Regions from separate parts of the Homo sapiens genome. Here region 1 is linked to region 2. The links are chromatin loops, found by intact Hi-C in ENCODE. Cell type or tissue: breast epithelium. All regions are shown on one strand. Links, peaks and the distances in the headings refer to the core of each region. The heading gives the core; the rest is flanking DNA.

Region 1 (4,385 bases), core at 279-4,278, 1.1 Mb before region 2:
AATCATTATATAAATCAAGTACTGGACAAATAACTATTAAATGAACAGTCTTGTAAGAAAAAAGCTAAGTGGCCTCCTTATTTGGTAAAATTAATAGGTTTGAAGATATATAAATTCTTTGATGATTTGAAGAATCATAGAAATTTAAATACTATGGAAAACATTTGCACTATTATTTGGCTGACCAGAGTGTAGTTTCTTTGCTGAATACGTGACTGAAAGTCAGGAGAACTGAGTTCTTTGTGATGTTGAGAGTCTTCCTGGGGTCTCTTTTTCTCTTCTGTCAAATATGAGATAATTTTACTAAGTCAGTCTTCAGATTTTTTCTTGCTTGGTAGTTCTATGGTACTTTTAAAATTTCTAGCCCACACTTGGTTTACTCGCAAACCTAAAATGTAGAAAAGGCTAGCTTGGAACAGCCAAGTTGATGGGAAAGACAAATGACACCTGAGAAGAACTAGCCCTGCACATTCCAGTATTGCAGCCTACAGCAGTTGTCACTGACTTGCAGACTTTGGGCAAAACCCACCTGTTTTTAATATTAATGCAGTAATGTTAGTTCATCTGGAAGTAAGACGTGCTCACATTTTAAAAGTACAAGCATTACTTTGGATTCTAAGTTAAATTTTTGCCAAGGCATAGTTTTCTTTATTCCATTTTAATTTAGCTCAGGTTTTATATTTCTGTTCTGAATTTTCACAGCTAATAAAACCTGGCTTTCCTTTATAGTTAACTATAGGTAGTTAACTGCACTACCTATAATACTGAGTTTCCTGTAGATGTTCTGTGGAGGGTGTGGATCCTGATTTGAATCTCTGTAGTGTTGTGGGTGTCTGCAGTAGATTGATGATCACATTGCATTTGGCTTAGTAACATTTAGCTTGCTAGATTATGCATACTACTATTCTCTTTAACCTAGAGTTCTGTTTCACTTTAAAGTTTTGATGCTTTGAAGTATTAACTGGAATATTCTTTTTTTTTTTTTCAGCTTTTCCAAAAATGTCAATTAATAGAACGAATACTTGAAGCCTGGGAAATGAATGAGAAGAAACAGTAAGTAAATTGTTTTTTTGAAAGGAATTCAGTTTGGTTGGTAATATGAGGAAAATAATACCTCCTTGCCCTAGTCAGAAAAAAATGGAAATAATTACATGATACTGGCCATTTTACAATTTAAACTTTTCCCCAGATTATTTCATTGTAACAGTTGTTTTTATAATACTAATAATTTCTTGTTAGGTCCTCTTGTTTTTGGGGCAAAACAAGTGAGTTCGGAGTGTTCCCCACCTCTGTGCTGCCTTTGAAACTTCCTGGTCCTTTTTGAATGGCTACTGTTCTAAGAGTTATAAGGTTAAAGTTAAGTCCTTGATGATGTGACTTAGTGTATTTGTCCTGGTCACCTTATGCTCAGAACAGAAGGTATCACGTACATATTTTCATTGTAGAGAAGAGTTGCTTTGTACAGGGACCTAGAGGAAAAAAATTGCTCAGTGTTTTCTTTTTAGAAAATGTTTGTTAGCTGATTGGCAAGGTTATGTGAAGTATTAGTTGATACATGTAAGTAGCTTTGTTACACAAAACGTTTTCTTACAGGTGTTGTCTGTAACAGCATTCCTCTCTAGTGCCCTGGAAGCCTTTATGTCACCCCGTAGATTCTGAAGCATGGTGGCATAAGGGCGTGTTTGGGAAACACTCTGAAGGCATGCTTCTGTGTTTGTTTTTAAGACAGGTTTATTGAGATATAATTCTCATATGGTAAAGCTCATTTTAGGTGTACATTCCTAGGAATTCTGACTGATGCCTGAAGTCACCATCACCACAATCAAGACATTTCTGTCACCCCCAAAATTTCTCTCATGGTCCTTTGTAGTTGATCATTTCCCAGCATTCTTGTTATGTGTCTCTGTGTCTCCAGGAAAGCTAGATGACTCTTGGGAGTCAGCCTTACTTTGTGAGGTTTGATTTTTTTTTTTTAAATCGTTTAATAAGCACTGCTACTAGGGTTTTGATTTGGCTTCATGTGGGAAATTGGCATTTTGTTTGTTTGTTTGTGGCAAGGGGCTAGTATTGGTAGACCTCAGATACATTCTTCCAAATGGAGCTCTTTGGAGATGCTGTTTGTGGCCCAGTTGACATCTCTGGTTATATGTCTGACTCCGTCTTGGCTTCTCTGTGTCCTTCCCAACCTCCAGTCTTCTTGCTGCCTCCTCATCTGGCCAGGGCTCAGATATCCTTTGTGCCCTGCTCTCCTGGTGAGTCCCGTTTTCTGGAGGCCTGGTGAATACCATTCCCTCTGTCTAGGGGGATCCCGAAAGAACTTTCCTTGTTTCCTTGCACAACAGCCTGAAGCAGTTTGAAGCTGTGGGTCACCTTAGAGATGGGCCTTTGTTTTCTTTCACTTGTGTACTTGAGGGTGTGCAGAAGAGTGACTCAGTTGCCTGTAGGTAACACCTGGCTCTCTGGATCTTACTGAAGAACTAAAAGAGACTCTGAGCAACTCAGTGAAGATTGACTCTGGCCAGGCACGGTGGGAGATGCCTGTAATCCCACTGCTTTGGGAGGCTGAGATGGGAGGATTGGTTGAGGCCAGGGGTTCGAGACCAGTCTGGACAACATAGGGAGATCCTGGCTCTACAAAAAATTAGCCGGATGTGGTGGTACTTGCCTATAGTCCCAGCTACTCAAGAGGCCGAAGTGAGAGAATTGCCTGAGCCCAGGAGTTTGAAGCTGCAATGAGCTGTGATTGCACCACTGCACTCCAGCCTGGATGACAAGCAAGACCTTGTCTCTACCTAAATAATCAACCCTGTACTTCTTACCCTTAGGCACCCCCAAGCCCTCTAAGATTCTCTAGCAGATACTTTATTTTCCAAGCAAGCCTTCAAGCATAGGATGTTTTTTTTTTCTTATTGCTCCTGAAAGGCTTTTCTCTCTCTAAGCAAAAATCTCTGCAGTGTTTGTTCCCTGCTATCTGCAGTCAAAAATCTTTCGTTTGATAGAGCTTAAAATCTTGGCACTTTGTAAATAGGTAGAGAAATCAGATTAATATGAGTTTACTTATTTTATATATATATATATATATATATATATATATATATATATAATTTTTTTTTTTTTGAGACGGAGTCTTATTTTGTCACCCAGGTTGGAGTGCAGTAGCACAATCCTGGCTCACTGCAGTCTCTGCCTACCGGGTTCAAGAAATTTTCCTGCCTCAGCCTCCTGAGTAGCTAGGATTTCAAGTGTGCACCACCACGCCTGGCTAATTTTTGTATTTTTAGTAGAGATGGGGTTTTGCCATGTTGCCCAGGATGGTCTCAAACTCCTGACCTCAAGTGATCCACCTGTGTTGGCCTCCCAAAGTGTTGGGATTACAGGCGTGAGCCACTGTGCCTGGCCTGATACGAATTAAGTGTAAAGATTGATCATGGTTGGGAAGATGAGACCTTAAATGGGAAAAGGACAAAGACTGTTTGTTTGCATGTGTTCAGAATGGTGTATGGTCAAGTACTAGTTGACTGTCTCCTATCTTGGCCAAGTCTCACATCAGCTAATATCTTAACTTGAGACATGTCATTGGTAGATAATTATTTCTATTCATTGATATAATAAAAATTTGCTATCTTTTAAGAAAATGAACCAGCAGAATTCTTACCTCAGTTCCTTATAATCTGATTAAGGTTTGAAAAAGTTTCATTAAAAAGATGTAAAATAAAATCACAATAACATTAGGCATCAGAGAAGGTTTATTTGATCTTTTAAAAAATAATGTGTTATTGACAGTGAGTGATGATTTTTGAGATTCGAATAAACTGTGGCCTGTTGACTGAGGCTGCCATATAATCTTTTACAATTTCACACCCCTCCCTGACCATGCTGCATGGTCATATTCTGGCACCTTCCATTCCTTTGTTTTTCTTTTCTTTTCTGTCCATCGTCATTTTCTTCAGTGCCTTCAGGGTTTAAAATGATTGTTTAAAAGTCCGCAGTATTTACCGAGTGTTTCATCACTTCATCCTATCAGGAATCTGAGTATTTGTCCTTTACCTCTTGTCAGGGCTGAGGGAGGAAGACGGCATGGTTACATGGGACACCTAACGAGGATAGCTAACTGTATCGTGCACAGCACTGACAAGGGCCCCAACAGTGCATTAGTGCAGCAGCTTATCAAAGGTAAGTTATTTGTGAAATTTGAATTACATTTTTGTTGGGTTGCAGGAAGGATTTAAGGGTCAAGTAGAAATGCATGTAGCATTTTTAATAGTGATTTGTGGGACTTCTTTATATTTGGCAAATTATGTATTTGAATGAGGTTCTTGAGAATGTGTTTGAACAGTGTTGTTTTTTGGTTGTATTTATGTTCATGTAGTTACAGACCATTCCAT
Region 2 (4,385 bases), core at 94-4,093:
TCATCCCAAGCTAAGTGGAAGCTCAGGTCCCAAGCCACCGATGGGTGCTACTTGTCAGCTGCAGGTTGAATCTCCGTGGCCTTTATGAAGCACCTGCTGTCTACCCTTCCTGCCTTGTAGAGCACTCCTCCCAGGGCTCAACAGTGGGGCCGGGGTGGTCGGTGTGTTGGCTCCACAGGCGCCTGCCCTGGGAGGAAGGTGGGGTGTGGAGGGAAACGCTTGGCCCCTGTAGGTCTCCACCAGCCTCTCCCCTGAGGGTGGGGGCTCCGGGAGCCTTCCTCGAGGGAGTCCTATATTGAGTGGGTGGGGGAGCCTGCAAGGTGCCCCTGACAGGTCACATCAGAAAGAGCTCAAGGGACAGTCGGAGCCAGAGGTGACACTGGTGGCCACTCGGGTGGCTCACAAGGCCCAGCTCCTCCTTGCTCCTGGGCAAATTACTCTGAAGGCAGGGACCAGGTCTGCACCATTGCGGCTCTCCAGTTCCAGGCAATGGCCAGGTCCTGTGTCAGGGCTGGGGTCCTAGGGAAGCCATGTCCCCACCCCCGGCCTGCAGCTGGGTTTACATTCATCCCCCGAGAGCACATGGGTGTAGCAGGAGGCCTGTGCAGAGAGCTCCGACCATCGCACAGGGCACCTTTGGTTGTTTCACGGAGCAGGCAAGGGAGCCATCGGATCCTGTTAGGTTTGAGCAAGGATGTGGGGAAGAAGCTGGAGAGCCACTTTGCCATGCAGGGAGAGGAGCACATGGGTCTAGGGATCTACTTTAGTGTTTGGAAGGTTTTTTAAGATGAAAGAGGGATGTGTAGGCTGATAGGTCTGGCAGAGCCAAAAGGCAGCGACATGTCTACTGGGAGAGATGGAGCTGAGCGCGGGGCTCAGGCAGGGTGGCAGGGCAGGGCCGGGGCCCTGGGTGGGTCAGGTGGGTTCACAGCCAAGTGTGTAGAGAGGGCTTGGGCCCAGAGTGAAGCAGTTGCAAGCTCTCCCACAACCCATTCTCTCTGTCTCGGCATCTGTGGCATCCCGTGATGGGTGGGTCTGTACACACCCCACCCCTGGCTGTGCCACAATGGGGGTGTCTGTACACCCCTCACCCCTGGCTGTGCCACGATGGGGGGGTCTGTACACCCCCCATCCCTGGCTGTGCCACGATGGGGGGTTCTGTACATCCCCCAGTGATGGGTGGGTCTATACATCGTGGTTATGCCACGAGCTCCAAGGCTGTATCAGTCCGTTTTCACACTGCTAACAAAGACATACCCGAGACTGGGTAATTTATAAAGAAAAAGAGGTTTAATAGACTCACAGTTCTACGTAGCTGGGAGGCCTCACCATCACGGCGGAAGGCGAAAGGCCCGTCTTCCATGGCAGCAGGCAAGAGAGAATGAGACTCAAGTGAAAGGGGAAACCCCTATAAAACCATCAGATCTGCTGAGACTTGTTCACCACCATGGGAACAGTATAGGGGAAACTGCCCCATGATTCAATCACCTCCCACCGGGTCCCTCCCACAACACGTGGGAATTATGGGAGCTACAATTCAAGATGAGATTTGGGTGGGGACACAGCCAAACCATATCAAAGGCATCGTCTGGCCACTCTAGGCCCTTGTTCCCAACTCTCAAACTCCACTGACATCACCTCTGTGCCTGCAACCCCTCCTGGGATTCAGTGGAGACCTCGTCCCTTGTTGGAGTATCTGCGCTACCCAGAGGGTGATGGTAAAAACTGACCTTTGAGGAACTTCAGAGACAAAGCCTTCCGCAGTCAGCTCTCCCTGCAGCCCCTTCGCAGAAGCCTGTCCTCACACGCCCGCCACCCCTACCTGCCCTGCCTCCTGGCCCATCTCCCTGCAGCCAGACAGTCCTCATCCATTCTTCATCCTCTGCCCCCAACCCCCAGCCTTCCTATCTCCCTTCAGCTCCGTCCAAGGTCCCTGGGACTCAGCCCCATCTCTCCCCAGCCTTGACCCCAATAAGCTCGATGTCTTTGCCCAGGAGCTCCTGACACACCAGACTGCATCCAGCTTCCTGTTCTGCGCTTGGCCCACCGCCTCGGTCCACAGGAACCTTCATCTCTGCTCTGACTGTAAGGATGGGCTCTCTGAGGGCTTCCCCACCCCACAGCAGGCAGGTGGTTCTGGGAGTCTGGGATTGTCATGCCTGGGCACCTTCCTGCTCTGGCTGAGCCCCTCCAGGACGGAAATCTCCCAGATTTCTCTCTGCCTCCGTCTCCCCACCCTGGCATACAGTGGGTCCTAGGAAGGGGGCCGAATGGAAGGGAGGTCGTGTCGGCTCCTACAGGGCAGCCCCAAGCTGCTGGGCTGAGGTGCAGAGCCATGGGTCCAGCCTGACCCGCATGCCGGGAGCTGATTCCATGGCTGGAAGGGTCGGGGGTTCCCCAGGAGCCCAGACAGCACCTAGAGTTGTCACAAGGAGTGAAAGGCCCTGAGGGGACAGAGGAAGGAGGCTGGGCAGAGTGGGCACGTGGACTTCGGACCGCGCTTGTGGGATAACAGTGGCTAGGGCTGTGCAGAGGGTGGTGCACTGCCCATGGGAGTCCAGAGAAGCCAGGTCCAGTGGCAGTGGCATGCATCCGGCAATCCCTCCGGCTACCCTGCATGCAGCGTGACCCTCCTTGAAGCACCCCAGGAAGCAGTCACAGCCTCGCTCTGCCCAGCATTGGGGGCCTGGCCTCTGAATCTGGTGGGGAAGGCTGTGTTGCCTGCTGGCACCCGCTCTATCACCAGTCCCACCATAAGGCTAGTCCCCAAAGTCAGCACTGCAGCCAGGGCCAGCGAGGGCCAGCAAGGGCAGGCCTGTGCAGGGGCTGCAGCGTGGGGTGTGCGTCCCGCACTCTGGGCCAGCCTCGCAGCTCACAGGGCTCTGTCATCCCAGGAATGTCTTTGATCAAGAGTTTATGCAAGACGAGGAAAGCAAGCCCAGGACCTCTAATCCGTTCCCACAGTCCCCTGCCCGCCAGGGCCCCACAAGCCCAGCGCCACACCGCCAGGCCTGAGCAGACAATAGCAGGCGGACGGGTGGGCGGGCAGCTCTGGGGCCGCTGGCCTTGGGGCCCACATCCGGGAGCATTGTCACCGCCACTCACGAGGGCACACAAGGAGGGCTGGGGAAGAGAGAATGCAGAGCCCTCTGCTGAAGGGGCTTCGGTGGGCCTTGAGCCTTTCAAAGACGGCGGTGTCCATTAATCCTTTTAATTTGCACCTAGCGGCAGCTGAGACAAGCCTCTCAACCGGCAGCCACTTTAAGAGCTGAGTGGTCTAACCCGAGGATCAGCTCCTATTCCAGACCCTGGGCCCTCTGAGCCTGTCGAGGCAGTCCTCCTTGCCTTTGTTTAATCACGGGAGGAATCGCAGCTGGAGGTTACTGAGCACGCACTGTGTGCCTTGTGCTCAACACCGAACACAGTTTCTCTCTGAGTTTTGCAACGACCCCATGGGTTGGTGACAGGGAGGGGACACTCTGGTGGCAGCCACAGACACAGCCCTGCCCTCCCAGAGCCTACACTCTCCCGCACACAATCATCCCATCTGCTAGGTCAGGGATTGGCAGGTTTTCTGGAAAGGGCCACAGAGAGAGGCTTCAGGCTTTGTGGGCCACAGGTTCTCTTGCCCTGTGCAAAAGCAGCTGCAGCCGCTCTGTGAATGAGTGAGCATGGCTGTGTGCCAATAAAGCTTTATTTACAAAAATAGGCAGCAGACTGGATTCAGGCTGAGGGTGGTAGTTTGCCGACCCCTGTTGTAGATGAGTAAACCGAGGCCCAGAGAGGTAAAGTAACTGAGCCAGGACTGCACAGCTAGTGTGTGACCAAGCCAGCCTGGTGGGTCAGCCTCATGGAGAAGAAAAGGCTCAAGCTTCAAAAAGGGAAATGCACGGAGGCTTCATTGGGCCATTTGCAGCCAGGCCCCACGCACACAGCTCAGGGCCCTGCTTCGCCAGCTCCACCTGTTTCGAGGCTCCCAGTAGGTTGCCCCTGCGGGCGGCACTGTGTCTTGGCTGCTGGCCTGGAGAAGGGCAGCCAAACAGGCCGGCAGTGGACATCTGAGGGTGACCAGCTGTTTAAAAAGAAAACTCACCGGCATGTATAGGCACACATTAAGCACACACGTTTTGGAGTAAAAGGCCCTGGGGTTGGATCTCGGATCTGCAGCTTTCCAGCTGTGCGGCCTCATTTCTCTGGGCCTCAATGTTCACACCTATAACATGGGGAAATCCTGCAAGAACACAGCCCATGATGGGGAGTCGTCTCCATCTCCTACTCACGACAACGACCAGCACAGAACGGGGGCTCCATAAATCTCTGTCAATAACTGAATTCTTTCTGGGGTGCTGAGGATTCTATGGCTCAATGTGTGTGAAGCACTGCTG

Evidence for each region. A loop is a pair of places that touch in the nucleus more often than their neighbours do. Peaks named below come from ENCODE experiments on the same cell type or tissue, not always from the same donor. Only the 100,000 strongest peaks of a DNase experiment are listed, where the experiment ranks them.
Region 1: a loop joins it to region 2, with 14 times the contacts of the local background. A loop is called at or near these places in 3 of 110 quality-filtered maps.

What each region holds. Positions count from the first base shown.
Region 1 is chr11:68,570,052-68,574,436 of GRCh38, forward strand. It overlaps PPP6R3 (protein phosphatase 6 regulatory subunit 3), which reads left to right. Exons shown (of 24, transcript NM_001164161.2): 12 at 989-1,053; 13 at 4,058-4,173. Among named protein-coding and RNA genes, the nearest start is that of PPP6R3, 110 kb to the left of the region's middle. In breast epithelium, for the core only: no CTCF peak of the experiment used is centred there; no DNase peak of the experiment used is centred there.
Region 2 is chr11:69,655,297-69,659,681 of GRCh38, forward strand. It overlaps LOC124902704, which reads right to left and starts at 2,619. Exons shown (of 1, transcript XM_047427985.1): 1 at 1,902-2,619. The coding sequence starts at 2,619. The coding sequence ends at 1,915. RefSeq lists enhancers at 1-571, 2,451-3,178. In breast epithelium, for the core only: no CTCF peak of the experiment used is centred there; no DNase peak of the experiment used is centred there; H3K27ac peaks cover 358 bases.